2 separate regions of the Homo sapiens genome follow, and region 1 is linked to region 2. Evidence: read pairs that join two places in POLR2A ChIA-PET (ENCODE). Cell type or tissue: PC-3. All regions are shown on one strand. Links, peaks and the distances in the headings refer to the core of each region. The heading gives the core; the rest is flanking DNA.

Region 1 (10,126 bases), core at 3,945-6,444, 130 kb before region 2:
GCACTCCAGCCTGGGTGACAGAGTGAGACTCCATTAAAAAAAAATTAATGTCTTAAATTGCTTACCATTGCATAAAATTAATGCTTCAGGAAAATTTGCTCTGTTCATTCAGTGGTTTTGAGGGCTTCACCACACATTCCTGGAAGCCCTCTTACCCTAGTTTGAGGATGGTTGTAGGCAATGAGAAGGATTCTGATAAGGGTTGGGCTAGCGGAGGGAGACCCTCTAGAAAGGTCAGTATGATGTACTCAGATGACTGGGTTATGTGCACAGGGACTAAAATTTGGGGGGCACAGAGACAATTAGAAATCTGTTTTCATAGACAGCTGGGAAGTCATGGGGGCTTGTGACTGAGAGACTAAAAAGGCAGAAGACAAATACATTCAAGAGGCAAGGATGCCAGAGTTTGATGAAAAACAGTTGGGCAAGTAAGATATACACATACAGTAATTCCAAACGCCAAAGTAAGACAGAAGACTAATCTTTTTTTTGTGTTACAGGTTTAGAGATACCATATTTTGTTCTCAGATCCATGTGTCAACATTTTAACATATCTGGAATCAGAATGCATCAAGCAATTGATGATACAACCCAGTTTAATTGCAGGTTTTGTTTTTTCTGGGTGGCACACAAAATTATGAGACGTCTTACCATGGCATCTTAAATTTGTTGAAATATGATATTTGTCAGGTTTTAATTATAAATTTCTAGCTAATAATCTCTCTTTGGGACCATTAATATGACAGCATAAGCTACCCCAAGGGTCAAGATGAGATCAGAGGCTTTTTGAATCTATCATGGGGATTTTTGATTCCATGCTTTAAAAGAAGGTGGTTCTCATTGTCCCTCAATATATAATTGATGGACAGCAAAGACTAAGATCCTTTCCAGAATTTTCCCTTTCCTCCCATAACTGCTCAAAACAAGGCAGGTCTGTGTGATCACTTGATTTTTCACCTACTACCTGCCAGAGGTTACATTATATACAAAATGTAAATAAGTCACACTCTTTATGACCTTTTAGAAGATACAGATATTGTCAAAATATGTAAAAGAGTTTTCTTTAGACAATGTTGTTGCCACTTATTTATGGCAATTACTTTATAGTCAAAGTTATCTCCCAAGTTTTCTGAAAATTCCTCTAAAATAGTAGATGGTTTGCGATATTCTAAACTTTTAGGGTGTCCTTTCCACTAGGAGGTGAGTTCATGAAGCATGAGCTGCTGCCACCATTCTTGCCTCAGTCCCTGAGCATTGAAGGAAGTGCTGGGTGGCCTGGGGGCTGTGGGATGAAATGCGTGGAGCTTCCTCTTGCTTCATTGTTTCCAAGCTGTATCCATTTCTGGACCCCACTTATTTCCTGCTTTTTTTGCTTTTCTTTTTTTTTTTTTAAGAGTCAGCCCTACCTCCCTTTTCTATTTTCCTATTAGGTAAAGAGTCTGATGAACTGATTCATACATAAATTTCAGATAAAATTATAAAATTATTTATGCCCCTACTCCTCCAATGGCTGTTGCATTTGCAGTCTTGAGCCCAAGACTTTAGTCAAATTGGGAAATTTCAGGAACTTGGACTTATATTTTAAAGTACACTACAAGCTGGGCAAGGTGGCTCACGCCTGTAATCCCAGCACTTTGGGAGGCTCAGGCAAGAGGATCACTTGAGGCCAGGAGTTTGATACCAGCCTGAGCAAGACAGAGAGACCCCGTTTCTACAAAAAATCAAAAAATTAGTTGGGCATGATGGCATGTGCCTGTAGTCTCAGCTACTTGGGAGGATTGTTTGAGCCTGGGATGTTGAGGCTGCAATGAGCCATAATAATGCCACTGCATTCCAGCTTGGGCGACAGAGCAAGACCCTGTATCCAAAAAAATTTTTGAGACAGAAATAAAAATACACTACAAAATGTTACCTATACATAGAAACAGTAATAATAATACTTCACAGGGTGATTATATGGGTCAAGTGAGCTAATTTTTTAAAGTGTCTGGCACACAGTACACACTTAATTAATGGTGGCTATTACCACTGTTGCTTCTTGAGTTATTGTTTAGCAAATCTCTGTACAATTAGAAGCTGTTATGTCTGCAATGGCAGCAGAGACAGTACATTCTCCTCCCCAGCTGCATAAGGTAAGTGTGATCTGATGTTGTAGACGATGAGCTTCATTAGCTACAGATTATTTAATATATTTCTGGTGACCTCTGTGGTCAAGTTCAGCTTGCCAGAAATAAGGAGCAGCACATAACAGGCCTCACTGAGCAACAGTAGGTTTCAAGTGCAAACAAATACCTCATTTAAATGCCTTATAAAACAGTAGAGAAATTATGTGTAATGGAAATTTAGGGAAGGTCTGCTAACGTTGTATTCTTCTTTCCTTAAATTTCCCCACCCACAGTTTAAATATTTTTAATGAAGCAAATTGTGTAATGCATCAATGAGATGTCCTTCTCAGGACATGGTTTCAAGGAGATTCCAGTTGAACCGTCAGGCTCTGAGAAGTGGAGTAAGGTTTGTTGGGCCCTGCTGGGATTGGGATTGATTAATGGTGTTGTGATAAGCAGGGAAACAGATCAGTGGCAGCTCCTGCTCCCAGCTGTCACAGCTGTGCCTATTCTCTCTTGCAGGCTTTAAAGCACCTCCTTTCCTGTGGAATTTCTGTAAATTATTTGCTCAGACGCCAAGATGCCATAGAAGCAGCTGGCTCTGAGAATCTGGTCAGATGCACGTATTTGTTGCGGTTTAGGACATTACCTTAGCAATTCCCCATTCCTGCCTTCCCCAGGAGTGAGGGGGAACAAATGCATGCTAACTTTGGAGAGAGAGGGAGCAGGCTAGCCAAGTTGCAAAGCCAAGTGCATCCTTAGTAGTGGAATGTTATACATTGTTTCTTTTTCTAAAAGAAACAATGTATAACATTATAAAGAAATATTTTGTTTCCTTACATTTCTTTTTCTAAAATGTTTTACATGGCCTGGCCAAGATGGTGAAATCCTGTCTCTATTAAAAATACAAAAATTAGCAGGGTGTGGTGGTGCATGCCTGTGATCCCAGCTATGTGGGAGGCTGAGACACAAGAATTGCTTGAACCCGGGAGGTGGAGGTTGCCGTGAGCCAAGATCGCGGCACTGCACTCCAGCCTGGGTGACATAGAGAGACTGTCTCAAAACAAATAAAATAAAATAAAATAAAAATAAAAATAAAATAAAATAAAATAAATATTTTACAGAGGTGACTGACAGGTGAGCCTCACATGTGCTTTTGGAGGCTCCCACGTATAGAATGGTCAAGTGAGACTTGGTTTCCGAGTTAACGCGTCCATTGCAGCAATGCATTCTCATCCCCGCCTATACTAAGGTGGCCCATCACATAGCAACAGACACTCAGATCACCTTCAACACACGCTTGCTCAGCAGTCTCAGAAGGCTCACCCCATTCTCTCTTCAATAAGGTTTTAGCCTGGCTGAGGGAGAAGCCAAAGGTAAGCCACATAAGCAGACCTCCAAATTCACCTCAAGGTGCAATGCGTGGGTGAGGTTTCAAGGTCACTAAAGATATCAGCAATACATGAGGTGTTTATCATGTTAGCTGAACAGGTGTTGCTATTCCCATATTACACATGAAGAAACTGAGGCTAGAAATAAGACCCAGATCTTTTGAGTCCTCATGCTGTTTTCTCCCTATAACACGGCATCATATTAATACTTTTTTTTTTTGAGACAGTGTCTCACTCTGTTGCCCAGGCTGGAGTGCAGTGGTACAATCAAGGCTCATCGCAGCCTCAACCTTTCAGGCTCAAGCGATCCCCCTGCCTCAGCCTCACAAGTAGCTGGGACTACAGGTGTACATCACCATGCCCGGATAATTTTGTACTTTTATTTTTGTAGAGATGGGGTCTCACCATGTTGCTCAGGCTGGTCTCAAACTCCTGGGCTCAAGTGATCCTTCTGCCTCAGCCTCCCAAAGTGCTGGGATTACAGGTGTGAGCCACCACGTGCAGCCCATTTTTCTTTTTTAAAAAACAGAGGACAACACTTCATAATCTACAAAGTCTCTTCCAGCTCTTGTGCTCTGTAAGTCTATGATTCTGAAATACAAAACCTGGCTTTTCAGGCCTGGGTGACTGCGGTGGTTGGCATTGTTTCAAAGGCTGTATCCTCAAATGTAGACTTTGTTCATTCTGAGAAGGTGAGTAGTAGCTTTAAAGTCAGAAAAGGAATGAGATTATTTTACATTATTTGTTTTCATTGCATTGAAATATGATTTAATAAGTAGTATCCAAGTAAATAATGAGAATAATGCAATAAGCACTTAAGTTTAAAGCTTATGATCCCTTTTATAGCAGTGTCGGAGATATGAGCACAACTAATACATTAAAACATTTTTGAAGAAACTCTTGTTTGGTGAATTTCACACTACTAAAATGGGACATGACTAAAGATATCTCAAACAACCATACCACTCCAAATAATGTCCAACATTCCCCTACTAAAGATGCACTTGGCTTTGCAAGTTGGCTAGCTTACTCTTTCTTCATTCACTGTTCTACACAGCACTGCAGGTAATTTTTCTGAGTGGTGTTGGGAGACCCATAAGCCTAGTCTCTTCTGAAAACAAGATTACAGAAATGTATTTTCCATGGGAGAAAGTTAATTTTTAAATATACATTTTTCTCTATTTCCAAACATGGAATAAACATGTTTCCCTTTATTTTTAAATGTAAAATGCATATTCCTGAATGCAGCTTGACCGAAGAGCTTTTGTCTTAAAGTTCTACTATTTATTTTTTTTGCCATTATCTGATATGTCAGCAGTGTTTCATAATGCCTCGTGTCACACAAAAGCAAACACAGTCACATTACATTAATGACTAGGCTGGGATCATATAACTGACTGGCTATAATTCTATGCCCCCTTGCTATAAAAAAACATGACCCTAAATCCTACCAGCTTTGCAATAAAAGGCCCCACAATTATGATATAGTAACAAAGCTAATGTTATATACAGTTTGATTGTTTCAATGTTCTTTGCCCATCCATTTTCATTTTACCTGCTATTATACATGTTAGTAAAAAGTAAAGTGGAAATCCACTCTTCGGTATTTTAGGTACAATGTTCATTTACCCAACATACTTAGCCGGATAAAACTAAATATAGTGGAAACTTCTTTTATAATCCCGGTGTTTGAAGTTAGGACTAAACCTACCTTGCAATGTAATTGTAATCACAGACATTTTCCATATGTATTTGGGTTTCCTAAATGAGGTCTAGGTAACCATCTGTCTCTAAATATATGATCAATCACCCCAATACCACTTGATTTTTAGCTAGACTAGTCTTTACCAAATACTAGTTACTCAACAAGTGCTAACTGTCTGGAGGAGAAGCCAACCTTCTCTTTGGTCTATTACTTTGGTCTATTACCCCAAAGCGTTCAGCAGAGATTATCAGTAAAAGGAGTTATATATGCCCAATCTATTAGACAAAGTAAGACCAGCAAAGGCAGCTCTGTGTGATTTTACCTTCCTCCAAGAGAGGAGCTGTTGCAAGGGCTCCAGCATGCACTTTTGTCCTTCCTGTGAATCTTGCAGGGTTATTTTTTGGAGGCTAGATAGAAAAAGCTTCCACCGTTGTATCATTTCCTTCAGTGCCAGCAGCTTTTATTCTTTTAAACAAGTGTTTAGAGGAAAGTGTTGATGCTTATTAATCTGTTTCTTGTCTTACAAATGTGCTTACACATGATTGGTGGTAAAACTGCATATCTGACAGCTCTCAATGTAATCATGAGATGGCAGGACATGATTGTTACACTGAACATGGCAGGACAAGATTGTTACACTGAACAGATCTGTTTGGAATTGTTATTCTTTGTAATTACCTTCATTAAGTGAAAGCATGTGTCAATCAACTTTGAACTTTGAACATACCAGTAATTTGCAAGAAAAATGCATTTCAATTTCTTATAGTCACACATGTGCTTGAAGATGAGTATATATGTAGGTAGGTATATATGCTGTATTAGAAACATATTTTGGTAATTTTCTGAATATATAATTTCCCCCTAGTTTGCATGTGGTAACTTTAAATATAAATAAAGTATACAACAGCTCCAGATAATGATATCAACAGAGTATGTTTAATAAATGGCTAATCTATGTACTAATATTTAAACAGATATTTTAAAATAAAGAACACTCCTCCCTAAATTTCTGCAATAAAAGTATACATTCACATGAATTTTAACGCCATTCCTCAGTAGAAGTATAAATTTGAAAACATATTTACTTTTTTGCATTACTATATATTGTACATCAACCATGGTGTTATCACTTTCTTGATTTGATCAGAGCTTACCTGGGTCAGGAGTCTGCCACCAACGAGGGAACATTTCAAGAAAGTATCCTGAACTTTTGTAGGTTAGTTAAGAAGTGCAAGGGTGGAGCGTGAGAGGAGGGTGAGGATCGCAAAACTACCCATCAGGTACTATGCTTATTACCTGGGTGATGAAATAGTCTGTACACCAAACCACCATGACATGTAATTTACCTACATAACAAAACTGAGGCCAGGCTTGATGGCTCCTATCTGTAATTCCAGCACGCTGGGAGGCTGAGGCAGAGGACCCTTGAGTCCAGGAGTTCAACACCAGCCTGGGTAACATAGTGAGACCCCATCTCTACTAAAATACAAAAAACTTAAGCAGGCATCATAGTGCATGCCTGTAGTCCCAACTACTTCAGGGGCTGAGGTGGGAGGATTGCTTGAGCCTAGGAGTTCAAGGCTGCAGTAAGCCTTGATTGTGCCACTGCACTCCAGCCTGAGTGATGGGAGTGAGACCTTGTCTCCCCTACCCACCCCCCCACAAAAAAAAGAAAAGGAAAGAAAGAAAAAAGTATAACAACCTGCACATGTACCCCTGAACCTAAAAGTTTTTTTTAAAACGTGCTACTCATTCTACCTTTCAATGACTGTTATAAACCAATGCCCTTCTCTCCCTTAGTGTAACGGATGCCCCCATGCACTTATTCATTCATTCAACATTTCATTCTTTCATTCATTCATCCACCTTTCATTCATTAACAAATTCATTCGCTCATCCGCATTTATGAAATAACTGTACAGCACCATGGGGGATTAAACAAATGAGTAAGATACTCAAAAGAGAATTCAGGAGAGGAAACAGAAGAAAAGCTTAGGAATTAGTCGCACTGTAGTGTCCTAGTCTGGCTTTTCCAGTCCGGGCATTATGAAAATTCCTTTTCTGCTTCTTCCGCATGGCCATTTATCTCCACCAGGGGGTGTTGAGGTATAGAAAAACAGATAAAGGTGGTGGAGGCAGCTTTACAACTCCTCAGCAACTCCCTTCCCTTCTAAGGGCTGAAATTACTGATTAAAATGAGGTTCTTCAGACGCTCTGTTAACTTCAGCTGTGCAACTTATCCTCCATATAGGAGCCAGAGGAATCTCTGTGGACTAGCCTTTTTCAACCTAAACCCTCCAGCGGCTTCCCGGCTCCTAGAGTGAAGTTGAGACGCTGTTAACCTGCTTTGCCCTCTTCCCTCCCTCACTTTTTTCCTACTCCTCGCCCCATCCCTCAGGCCACTCTAGCCCCACAGACGCCGTCTGCACTCCCACTTCAGGCCTTTGCACCGGCCGTTCCCTCTACCTGGGCTCTCTTCCAAGATATTCTCCCAAGTCTCCCTCCTTTGAGTCTTTGTCAGATGTTGCCTTTTCCATGAGACCCACTGTGACTGTGCTTCCAAAAATTGCAGCCCCGGCCTCAACATGCATTAGCATGAGTTACCGCTACCCCTATTATTATTATTATTATTATTATTATTATTATTATTATTATTATTATTATTATAGAGACAGAGTTTTGCTCTTGTTGCCCAGGCTGGAGTGCAACGGTGCGATTTCGGCTCACTGCAACTTCCGCCTCCCAGGTTCAAGCGATTATCCTAACTCAGCTTCCCGAGTAGCTAGGATTACAGGCATGCGCCCCCATGCCCAGCTAATTTTGTATTTTTAGTAGAGACGGGGTTTCTGCATGTTGGTCAACCTGGTCTCGAACTCCCGACCTTAGGTGATCCGCCCGCCTCAGCCTCCCAAAGTGCTGGGATTACAGGCCTGAGCCACCGCGCCTGGCCCTACTACCCCATTTTAGGCAGCACTTAAGACCTTGTATCTAACATGCTGTATAACTTGTTTTTTGTTTTGTTTTGTTTTTTGTTCTCTCTCTCTCTCTCTCTCCCTCTCTCTCTCTCTCTCCCTCCCCCCCCCCCCCCCCCCCCCCCCCCCGTCTCTCTCTCTCTCTGTCTCTTCTTGAGACAAGGTATAGTCACCCAGGCTGGAGTGCAGTGGCACAATCACGGCTTATTGCAGCCTGTGCCTCTTGAGCTCAAGTGATCCTCCCACCTCAGCCTTCTGAGTAGCTGGGGCTATAGGCTCATGCCACCACACCTGGCTAATTTTTCCTATTTTTAGTAGAGATGGGGTTTTGCCGTGTTGCCCGGGCTACTTATTTTCTCTTTTTTTCCTTTTTTTTTTTTTTTTTTTGAGAGGGAGTGTCGCTCTGTCGCCCAGGCTGGAGTGCCGTGGCGTGACCTCGGCTCACTGCAAGCTCCACCTCCCAGGTTCATGCCATTCTCCTGCCTCAGGCTCCTGAGTAGCTGGGACTACAGGTGCCTACCATCAGGCCCGGCTGATTTTTTGTATTTTTAGTAGAAATGGGGTTTCACTGTGTTAGCCAGGATGGTCTCGATCTCCTGACCTCGTGATCCGCCTGCCTCGGCCTCCCAAAGTGCTGGGATTACAGGGGTGAGCCGCCATGCCCGGCCACTTATTTTCTATATTTATTGTCTGTCTCACCTCATACGGAGGTAAGTTCTATGAAGGCAAAGATTTTTGTTCATCTTACTGATTGATGTTTTCCCATTTCCTAGAGCAATGCCTGGAACATAGTGCCTATTAAATATTTTTTGAATAAGTGAGTATTTCCAGGTCTTCCTGACCAAGCACAATCGGCTTGGCTTTATGAGGATGTCCATCGTTTAAACTTTGCTATTTTCTGATGGAAGCATCTGAGAGGAGTGTTGTGAGTAAATACATGTAAAGAACTTGGAACAGTACCCGGTACCCAGTAGACTCTCAACACACAGGGCATTTCATGACAGGAGGTGTGGGGTTAAAATGTGTGCTCTGAGCCAAACCGATCAGGGCTAAGTCCTGACTCCATCTTTCCTAGATGTGTGACCTTGGGAAATGACTTCATCTCCAGGTGCCCTCAGTTTTCACTTCATAAAACAGAGATGATGATGAGATAAAGTGCCTCAAAGGGCTGTGGGGAAGTGTCACTGAGGTCATCTATGTGAGGTGCTTAGAAGAGGAACAGGTTGCTCAAAACCTCTCAGATGGGCTGTGGGGAGGGCCGGTGGAGGGTCCAGCAAAGGAGAAATCTGTGAAGAAACTGAGGGCGATTCCAAAACTCTCAGCTCCAGGAGTATTCTGAGGAGAGGTGACTGAAGTGGATCATGGAGCTTCTGGAACAATTTGGGAAAACTCTGGGGAGCTGGCCTGGAAGAGGCACGGAGCGTAGGGGGAAGTTAGTGGGGAGACATTTAAAGGGAGAAATCCTGCAAAGCTGGGAGTTTAATGTGGAACTGAGTGGGGGACCCACAGAATCCCTTGTAGCCCTAGTGTGGGGCTAAGTGAATGGACGTGGGTAGATTTGGGGTAAGGATGTCACTTGGGACTGGAGTTGGCCCTGTGCCTCAGAGCAGGGTCTTTAAAACACTGAACCCCTTGATCTCCTTTGTAAGAAGGGTTAAGGTTCCATGAGTGCCTGGAAGTGGAGGCTGTGAAAATTAGTGAGACAAGTAAAGAAAACTCTTTGTTATTGAAAAGGAAGAGTCATTATTAAAGTGCGAAGATGAAAAAGAATTTATAAAATGCTCAAACAATGCATGCGAAGGTTGTTGTACTTTCTATAATTAAGGAAAATATTTCTAGAGGTGATTGATCATATCTCTTTGTGTTATAATGCCTACTGCTATGACTATAATCGTCCAGTCAACACACTCTTTTAGAGACTGGATGATTTTTTAAAAATACGATCATTTCAGC
Region 2 (10,126 bases), core at 3,696-6,195:
CAGCTTTTACTTTTCTGCCTCTGCAACTTGATCATGCTCTTCTGCATTCCTGTATTGATTCAACAAATATTTATTGAGCTCTTTACTTCCTGCCAGGTGCTGGGAATATAAGGGTGAAAAAGAAAGACCATATCTAGGCATTTATGGGACTTAACAATTTTTAGCAGAGGATGGGGATGGGCAGAAAATAATCCAGTAAAAAAATTGAGCACGATAATTTTCCATAGTACTTTATAAGTACTATAAAGAAAGTAAAATAGAATGTTAATGAGTTTGTGTGGAGGAGTGACGGGGGTGGATGTGGGGCATGTCCAGGTGGGAACTTTAGAGGGGCAGGTGCTCAGCGAAGGCTTTACAGAGAAGGTTATATTCCCCTTGAGACCAGCAGTGTGAAGCTCATTCACAGACCAGAAGTATTTCTGATCCTGAGCAAGTGCAGATCCCTGCATGTAGGGGTGGCCTCAGAGGATCCTGAGAGGAGCAGAGCTGCCCTTGTGGCTGGCAGTTGGGGCTAGGAGAGTGGTGGATGCTGTAGGAGACAAAGGCAGGCAAAGCCATGCCTCTCAGGGCCTTGTGGATGCTCTCTACCAAAGCCACTGCAGGAAACCGTAGTTTGCCCTTTAAAGCCCTGTAAAGCCGTGATCAAATCCTCTCTTCATAATCATTCCTGATCCAGCTGGCTGGGCGCGCTCTTTCTGGACCACCATTGCACAGTAGTGGTGCCTCTTAAGGCATTTAACATAGCACTTTGGGATCATGATGTCTGTCCTTCCCATGAGCTATTAGAATTTGTTTTCATGTTGCTGTTTTGTTTCTACCTCACAAGGGACAATACTTTATTGTCTGGAAAGAGGAAAGTAGAGGAGGAAAAGGTAGAACACAGAAGAAGCCTGTCATTTTTTATTGAGTCTGGAATGAACTGAGTTTCAGTGAAATAAGCTTTCCTGTTGTATATTTGAGCTGATTTTCACAATGGCAAATATGACAAATTTAATTTTCCTTAAAAATTGATAAGACCAGTTGGAGTTCTAAAAGTGATTTTTTCTACCCCTTGAAGATCTTTTCTCAGAATAGCAGTCTGTAGGCTGTCACCTAAAGTGTCCTGTTTTCAGTGCTGCACCTGCTCTGAGCTTCATCTTTTTACGAAGACGTCATGGTGTGCTATCTGTACTGGGAAACTTTCCCCAGCATCAGCCATCTCCTGAAGATAACATTGTCTGCTAGAGATTGTCATGTATGTGGATTGAATCTCTTTATCTTCATGGTAAGTTTGGAGTTGTGTATTAGACCTACCTTACTGGTGAAAAGAATGAAGGTTCGTAGAGGTCATTACTTGTCTGTCCGCAGGTTACGAAATTAGAGAATAGCGAAGCTGACACTTGAATCTGGGGCTACTGACCAATTCTCTATGAAGCTTCCACACTTTAAGTAGTAACATAGCAAAGACCAAGCACTTAAAATTATTTCTAGATGAAGCCTTTGTGCTCTGAACCACTGTGATCACTGTTGATCGCATTTTCCTTCTTGAACTCATTTTCTATTAATAGGAGCATTTATCACAGACAGTGAGAGGCAGTTTGTGCAGCGGGGAAGAGCACGGGCTGTCTGAAGCTAGACTGTCTGAGTCAGGGTCTTCTGTGCCAGCTTGCTAGCTGTGTGGGGGAAGTTACTTAACATTTCTGTGGTTAAGTTTCCTTATTTTTAGTATGAGGATAATAACAGCACCTACCTCATTGGGTTGTTGTAAGGATTAAATAGGATAATGTACTTAAAAGGCTTAGAACAGAGCCTTGTACTTAATAAGTCCTCAGTTAATGCTCTCCTAGTCTCAGGTCTCAGCTCAAATGTCCTCTCCTAGGGAGGCCTTACCTGGCCCCTGTAGCTAGCCTGGGCCTCCCCCAGGCATTCAACATCTTCACCCTCTGCCTGCACCCTGCCTACTTCCCTCATGGTGTTTTCCCTCTTTTGGGGTACCAGGTTTATTACAGGGTTGTCTCCTCTGTGACAATGTGAGCTTTCCATGGGTTGGCTTGTATGTTCCAGTTTCCAGCTCCAGGACAGTGCCTGGCATGTAGTTTGCTCTCAATGTACATTTGTTTAACGGCTCTCTGTTTCTGAAAATCCTGAATCAGAGCTTTCATTTTGAACAAAATCGTTGCTACTCTGGTTTCTTCTCAATATGCCATATGTATTAGTGTTCCCTGAAACTTCATTCCCACAGCTTCAGACATGATCCCAAATGGCTCAAGAATTTGTACTTCTAGCCCTGACTCCTCTTTCTTTACTTTTTTTTTTGAGACAGAGTCTCACTCTGTCGCCTGGGCTGGAGTACAGTGGCGCGATCTTGGCTCACTGCAACCTCTGCCTCCCAGGTTCAGGCAATTCTCCTGCCGCAGCCTCCCAAGTAGCTGGGATTACAGGCGCCCGCCACTATGCCCAGCTAATTTTTTGTATTTTTAGTAGTGATGGGGTTTCACCATGTTGGCCAGGCTGGTCTTGAACTCCTGACCTCATGATTCGACCACCTCGGCCTCCCAAAGTTCTGGGATTACAGGTGTGAGCCACCAAGCCCGGCCCTGACTCCTCTTTCAATCTGTATTTCCAACTAACTGTTCATAAAACAAATTCTGGTAGGTGTCCTTAGCACAACATGTTCAAAACCAAATGCACTACTTTTTTTTTTTTTTTTCTAAACCAGGTCCTCTTTCTGTGCCCCCAGCCCGGTTGACAATGTGTGCCTTCACTCACCCAATTAGAAACCTTGGAGGTATCCTGTACTCTTCTGTCACTTACCCTCAGCCTAAAGCCAATCAGTCACCAAAGTATTGTCTGTCATTATCATCATCATCATCATCATCACTGTCACCACTGATGGAGTGAGAACCTTGTGCAGTTGAGCATGAACCCCAATTTCATTTGCAAAATGACCCAGACAGCAGATTTCATCTCATATGAAATAAGCAAGGTGAGGTTTTGATGACGTTACAGACATGGCTAAGAAGAGGTTGAGAACCAGCATTCAGCCCACCTGACTCCAAAGCTCATGCCCCGAACCTCAGAAACTTCTCCAGTGAGTTCCTTTTTTTTAATGGCAGGATCACACCATTAGTTTGGACTGGATCCAACCTGGATTGTTGCAACAGCCTTTGATCTGATCTGTCAAGCCCTGTGCCTTCTGTGCAACCCATTCTCTACCCTGGCACGAGCATTACTAAAATACCAATCTGGTCCTATGACTCCTCTGCATAAAAACCACGGCTGGGGCTGGTCAAGTGCAACAGTGTTTACAACTAATTGATCACAACCAGTTACAGATATCTTTGTTCCTTCTTTAGCCAAAAACAAACAGAAAAACAAACAAAACCCAAATAACAAAAACAAACACAAAAAACCCCCCATTGTTTGTTCCCTTTTGCATCTTTTGAATTCTAAACTCCTCACATAGCATAAAATCCCCTTCTGGGTCTTTTCCCAGCCTACAACCCACTTCCCCACCTGCCCCATTCCCCCTGTTGCTCCTACCTCTGGCCTTACTTCAGCCCCAGGGTCCCCTGCTGGACATGGCAGGCCCAGCACATGCTGCCCTGGGCCCTTTCACTTTGCTTTGTGACATATTTTTCATCCTTCAACCTTCAGCTCATAAGCCATATTCTCTGTGAAGGCATCCAGAGGGCCCGAGACAGCCCCTCCCACCTGTGTTCCTCAGAGCATTCTGTGCCCATAATTAGGGTGAACACATTTCTGAATCAGCAGTGGAAATGTTTCAGTTCAGACAGTTACGCATGTGCCCCTGAAGGCAATGGGACAGTTAATAGAGCAAAGTCCAGAAGAAACTCTTGGAGATGATTCCTCTTTATCTGTCTGCTACCCTGTAGAGGGGTGGGGAAGGTACTTCCAGGGTAGAGAGCTGTGGGTGGCCCTTGTATCTCTTGGAGATGATTCCTCTTTGTCTGTCTGCTACCCTGTAGAGGGGTGGGGAAGGTACTTCCAGGGTAGAGAGCTGTGGGTGGTCCTTGTATTTGCCCACACCTGACACGATGCCTAACTGTTGTTTGCTGAATGTATGAAGACTATGCCAGGCCTGAGATTCTTTTGAACATAACCAAATGTCATGTGTAAATTTCTCCAAATAACCAACCAACAAACCCAGCTCTTTATAACAATGGACAATCCAGCATGAGTATTAGGACTCTGTTTAAGTCTCAGGTTTATCACTAGAACAATTCTCATAGACACACTTCTTCATCTGTAAAATGGGGATAATAGTAGCTACTTACGGGAGTTGCAGTGAAGACTCTGTGAATGAATTGAAGGAAATTAGCAGGCACAGAGTCTGGCAAAGAAGTCTTTGTTTCAGGCACAAAGATATGTGTAGCTCATCACTATAAACAGGAACTAGAAGGCAAGGTCATGTTCTAGAATAACTTTTAAAAGTTAGGATATTGTTGGGAATTTTAAAAGGTAAGACAATTAAAAATATGACTAATATTTGTCAGCTTTTTTTTTTTTTTTTTTTGATACAGAGTCTTGCTCTTTTACCCAGGCTGGAGTGAAGTGGCGCCATCTCAGCTCATTACAGCCTCTGCCTCCCGGGTTTAAGCGATTCTCCCTCCTCAGCCTTCTTGAGTAGCTGGGATTACAGGCACCCGCCATCATGCCCGGCTAATTTTTGTATTTTTAGTAGAGACTGGGGTTCACCGTGTTGTTCAGGCTGGTCTTGAACTCCTGACCTCAAGTGATCCACCCACCTCGACCTCCCAAAGTGCTGGGATTACAGGCTTGAGCCACTGCGCCTGGCCTCATTTGTTAGCTTTAACATATGAAGAGACATCCTCCTAAATGTTAAAGTACTCTTTGACATTTTACCTATGCATTTTACAGTTGGGCTGGGAGAGATGTGACTCCCGGTTTGTTTTGCCTCACCTTTGCATTTCATCAGCTGTGTCTGATCCCAGCCTAGCCTGTGTGTCGGAATCACTTGGATGAGTGTTTTACAGACTCCTGGGCTCTACCCCAAACCCACTGAATCAGAATGGGGACAGGAAGGGAACTGTAAATCTACATTTATGAAAACCTCCCCTTGTGGTTTTGATAGTCTGCAAGGTTTGGGAATCACTAGTTCCCAAACACACCAGTAGAAAAGCATATAGTAATTAACATTCTCAATTTCTCAGCTTTACAGTGTTTGTAATTAAAAATTTTTATTTGCTTTTTTGTAAGCAATATTAGCTTTCTCAATGTCTGTTTCACCTTCACTGCAGTCTGTTTATCCAGCCTGGGAAAAAAACTGGCTCCACTTAAACAATGAGACAAAAAAGGTGCAAACCTGACAGCTTCCCTACCTTTTTTGCATTAGCGTGTAGGTATTTCCTCCATGTCCTACCAGGGCCATTTAAATGCTAATATAGTTAAGTACAACAATCTTTTTAGCAATCAGATGGAATTGTTTTTTACCACAATCTTATTTCTCATTTCTCCAGTCCGTACTTTTCCTTTTTTGGGGCAGGGTGGGGGTAGGGCTAGAGGGGCATACATTTAAATTCTTTGACCTTTCAAACCTTAACAAAAATTCTCTCCTAATATCTTCTCAGCAGTTCTTGCAATGTGTGTATCCTCTAAACCTGAGCTCTGTAATTTGAATGTGCTGAGTCACCTTGTCTTTGCAGGGTCAAACATTTTGCATCCAGGAAAAGTACTGCAGAAAATCACACCATTAGCAGCTAGCTGGTATGTTATTTGAATATTTGAATACAAATAGGAAGACTGGAAAGGAGAAAGTTACTGTGTACATAGATACATAGTAACTTACATATACTTAAAACAACCTTTTTTTTTTTTCTAATAGTCTGCTAAGTCCTCTTTCTGATTGATGACTTTTTTGTGTGTGAAATTCTCTAAATATTTATTTGTGTTCCTAGAAAGTGAAAATGAATATAAATGGTAAAGCAGTTGCCTTGCAATGTTTAATAAAAGGAGAAAATAGTCTTTGCTATTATACTGAAGCTTTGCATAATTAAGATTCTTGAATTAATTTTAAAGAATTAATAACAAAAAAATACAATCATGAACCAGATATTGAGAGTTAATGTCTAATTTAAGTTCAACTTTTAGGGAGTCCGTTTTCCTATTTTGATCATGTAGTTGAATAGACAGTGAGGAGATGTTACTACAACTGTATTAATAGAGGAAGTGGCAGGAAGCTACAGTTTCCTTAGAATCAGAAAGAAAGTTTATAGAACTCACTGGAAATGAGGGTTATAGATAAAGATTGAAGTAGGAATAACTTCTATTTAGAATTGCTATTGTATTTTTGTAACATAAGAGTGGTTTTCTTTAAAGTAAGTATTTGGGGCTAAAGAGAATGCCAACACTCCACTCACAGGGAAGTCGGAAAGCTTACCAGTATTAACAAACATCCGAAGTCATTTCACAAGGTGGAAGTTTACTATAGAACCAGTAAACATAATCTTCCTCCAGGGTGTTTTGAGTCATGAATGGGGAGCAACTTGCTCCCTTCGTGGATGGAGCACTGGGGACAAGCTTCTCTGCATCAGAGCCTGTGAAATATCAATAGCAACAGCTACTGTACTCTGAGTGCTCACTTCCTCTATGCCAGAGGCTGGCTCTGGTCTTTAATTGAATTCGCTCACTATACAGCCCCCTATACAGAAGGAACGCTAATTTTCAATACCTTAAAGAGGCCAAATCATTCCCACAGCATTAGTGGCAGAGGGGGTATTTGAACCCAGGCAGAATGACTCGAACTCCCTGGTAATTAGCCATGGTGGAGAATGTCTCCCAGCTCACAAAAATGACTACTCACTGGCAAGTAACACTAAGTACAGAAAGAATGTCATCAGTTGGTTGGTGTTCTTGCTTTCTCTCCGTGAACAATTAAGAGGGCGCAGAGGTGAGATGGGGTGGGGTGGGATAAAGGGAAGGCCTGGAAGAAGGGACAGAAGGGCTGCAAATAATCACCCGGGAGCCCAGTGAGACTCAGAGAAAGATTCTAACCTAAAATACTCTTCTGCTGTCAGCTATTCTGTAATTAACATCCACAGATGAAAACATGAAGTGTATTAAAAATCCTTTGTGTTTTTTTTCAATTTTGACTGATGGACATAATATAATGACTTGATAATTAAAAAAAAAGAAAGAAAGAAAACCCACAAAACCCAACAACCCAAAATTCTAAACTAACTGCTTTTCATCATTCTACTCCCTGATTAGACATGGAATTGGGCTCGTTACTACGGGTAGAACAATGGCCTGTGTTGGGCAGGACAAGGGCATGGAAGCTCTCCAGCAAGCAGCACAGTGGGACAGCACAGGCTTCTAGCAGGCATGGTTTCAGTCTCAATTGTTTACAAGCCTTGGGATCTGGAACAATTGATTTGAGCCCTACAACATTAGAATGGTTCCTTTTCTCAGGGCCTAATATGGGGTCAGAGAAGGCACTCAGCAAGGAGGGTTTTTTCAGAGGCCCAGGAAGAACTAGTTCAGAGGCCGAGCCTCCTGGGAGAACACGTAGATGAGTGGGGTCAGGTGCCTGTGTCTGAGATCTAGCTCAGGTCAGGGCAGTTTTCATTGAGAAGGTGACATTTGAACAAAGATTTGAAGTTGCTGAGTGAGTTAGCCATGTGGGAATCTCAATAGAAGAGATTTCCAAGCAGAGGAAACAACTAAGGAGAAACAGGAAATTGCCTTCTGGCAAGATGTAGGAACAGCAAGGAAGTAAGTGTGGCTGAAACAGAGTGAGTGAGGGGTAAAGTAGTTGAAAGTGAGGTCGGGGAGTAAGAGAGTCAGACTGGCCAGCATCATTTTAAGGACTCTGAGTTTTAACTATGAGAGGAACATGGAGCCATTGCAAAGTTCTGAGCAGAGGAGGACATGTGACTGAGAGTTTAAAAAGATGGCTCTAAGCCAGGTGCAATGGCTCATGCCTGTAATCCCAGCACTCTGGGAGGCCGAGGCAGGAGGATCACTTGAGGCCAGGAGTTTGAGACCAGCCTGGACAACATAGCCTGACCTCATCTCCACTAAAAAAGAAATAAAGCTGGGTATGCTGGTTGCGTACCTGTAGTCCCAGCTACTCAGGAGGCTGAGGTGGGAGGATCACTTGAGCCTGGGAAGTTGAGGGTGCACTGAGTCATGATCATGCCACTGTACTCCAGCCTGGGCAACAGAGCAAGACCCTGTCTCAAAAACAACAGCAACAACAAAAATCTAAAACGATTGCTCTGATTGCTATATTCAGAATAGACTGGGTTTGAAGCAGAAAGACCAGTTAGGAGCCATTGAGTAATCCAGACAAGAGATGATGATGGGTCTGACCAGGGTTCATAACAGTATGAGGGTGAGAAGTGGGCAGATTCTGGATCTATGTTGAAGGTAAAACCAACAGGATTTATCCCTGGGTTGGATATGGAATGTGAGTGGAAAAGAGAACGTGAGGATTTATTCCAGGGCTTATGGCATGAGCAACTGGAAGGATGGCATTGCCAATACCTGGGGTGGCAAGGATATGCAGAGGAAACAGATTTGGGGGGAACACCAAGGGTTCATTTTTGCCCATGTTGAGTGTGAGATGTCCACTTGATATCCAAGTGGAGATCAAATGGAGGAGAGAAAGGGGTCTGGTCTGGTGATACGCTTTTAGAAATTACCAGTATATAAATATTTAAAGCCCAGAGACAAAGAGATCATAAAGGGAGTACTGACAGAGAAGAGAAGGGATCAGCAGACTGAGCTTTGAGGTGCTACAATAACTGAGAGTTCTAGAAAAAGAGGAGGGAGCCCCAGAGGGGACTTGAAATGGAGCAACAAATGAGGCTGTCTTGAAGATGGCATTCACCAGGCAGAGAGTAGGGAAAGAATTCTAGGTGAGGGGAAGGGTGGGTACCCAGACTCAGAGGTACAAAAGCCTGATCTGGGAGAGGGACGGGGAAGATAGTAAGTGGTGTGGTATGGGGAAGAGTAGAGTAGAGGCTGCAAGATGGGCTTCTTTGACATGTAAGGGACTTGGACCTTCAATGGAAGACTTTGGGAGTTAATTTCTTGATAATTATGAGGAAGTTGATGGCAGCTAAGACTCATTGACGTATTATTCTAACTTATTATTCTAGCATGTGTCAAGCACTGTGCTAAGCAAATTACATACATTATCTCACTTAATCTTTACACCTACCCTTTAAGAAAGATAGTAGTATTATCCTCTGCAGATGAAGAAATGGGCTCAGGGGGTCAAAGTTATCAGTGAGTAAACTGCCTTTAACCCAGGTAGTTCCATTCCAGAGTCCATCCTTTTAACCACTAACCTGTCCTGTCTCCTTGAGGTCTGGCACTTCTTAACCAGGTCTCAGAGGGTCAGCCTGAGAGCATGTGTCATTTCCCCATAGAGGACCTGACTTCACTGTTTCTCAGATGAGGTGCTTTACCTGCAAAGGGTTAAGGTAGATTCTGGGCACCAGTGAAGGAGTTCAAGTGGAGGAGCAACTTGACAGGATTTGCTTGTGTAGGATGTTGATCTGGCAGCAGTGTGGTGAACAGAGTGCATGAGGGTGCCTGCTAGTAAGGGAGATCTATTTGGGGAAGATTAGCTCAATGTGAGACCTATTGAGGGGCCTGAGGGCTGATGAAGCAGTGTGCTTCAGGCTGCAGGGTCAGGGTCTTAGTAAGAGATGAGCTAGATTTGAGAGTCACGTGGCTGCAAATAGAATCAGTGGTTCTGAGGGAGGGAAGCAATTTTCAGATATTCACTGTCCATATATACACACTTTTCTCAAATGGATCCCTTAGAGAACAGGGAAAATGCACACCTCTTGCACTTCCATCATCTTCCTATGGTGTGTTTGGGAAGGTAAAAAAAAACCTCCGGGACCCAAACCTAGGTCCAATTTCAAATATAATGCATGTAGGAGAATGTGAATGACTCAGGGCCAGTGACACTTCCTTTTACAAGTCAGATGAGTCTGGCTGTTCGCTTTCAACATACTTGAAGGGAGACCTAAACACACACACACACACACACACACACACACACACAGACACACACACTCTTTAGAGATAGGGTCTTACCATGTTGCCCAGGCTGGAGTGCAGTGGCTGTTCACAGGTGTGATCATAG

What was found. ChIA-PET counts read pairs that join two places held together with the same protein. Peaks named below come from ENCODE experiments on the same cell type or tissue, not always from the same donor. Only the 100,000 strongest peaks of a DNase experiment are listed, where the experiment ranks them.
Region 1: POLR2A ChIA-PET joins it to region 2 with 7 read pairs; 10 of 35 experiments call an interaction of 5 or more read pairs at or near these places.

Annotation. Positions count from the first base shown.
Region 1 is chr1:200,486,049-200,496,174 of GRCh38, reverse strand. No RefSeq gene overlaps it. Among named protein-coding and RNA genes, the nearest start is that of ZNF281, 81 kb to the right of the region's middle. In PC-3, for the core only: a CTCF peak has its summit at 5,571; no DNase peak of the experiment used is centred there.
Region 2 is chr1:200,359,803-200,369,928 of GRCh38, reverse strand. LINC00862 (long intergenic non-protein coding RNA 862) reads left to right here. Exons shown (of 5, transcript NR_040064.1): 4 at 1,058-1,264. Among named protein-coding and RNA genes, the nearest start is that of LINC00862, 8.9 kb to the left of the region's middle. RefSeq lists enhancers at 5,454-5,748, 5,474-5,768. In PC-3, for the core only: no CTCF peak of the experiment used is centred there; DNase peaks (open chromatin) are centred at 4,988 and 5,658; H3K27ac peaks cover 1,382 bases.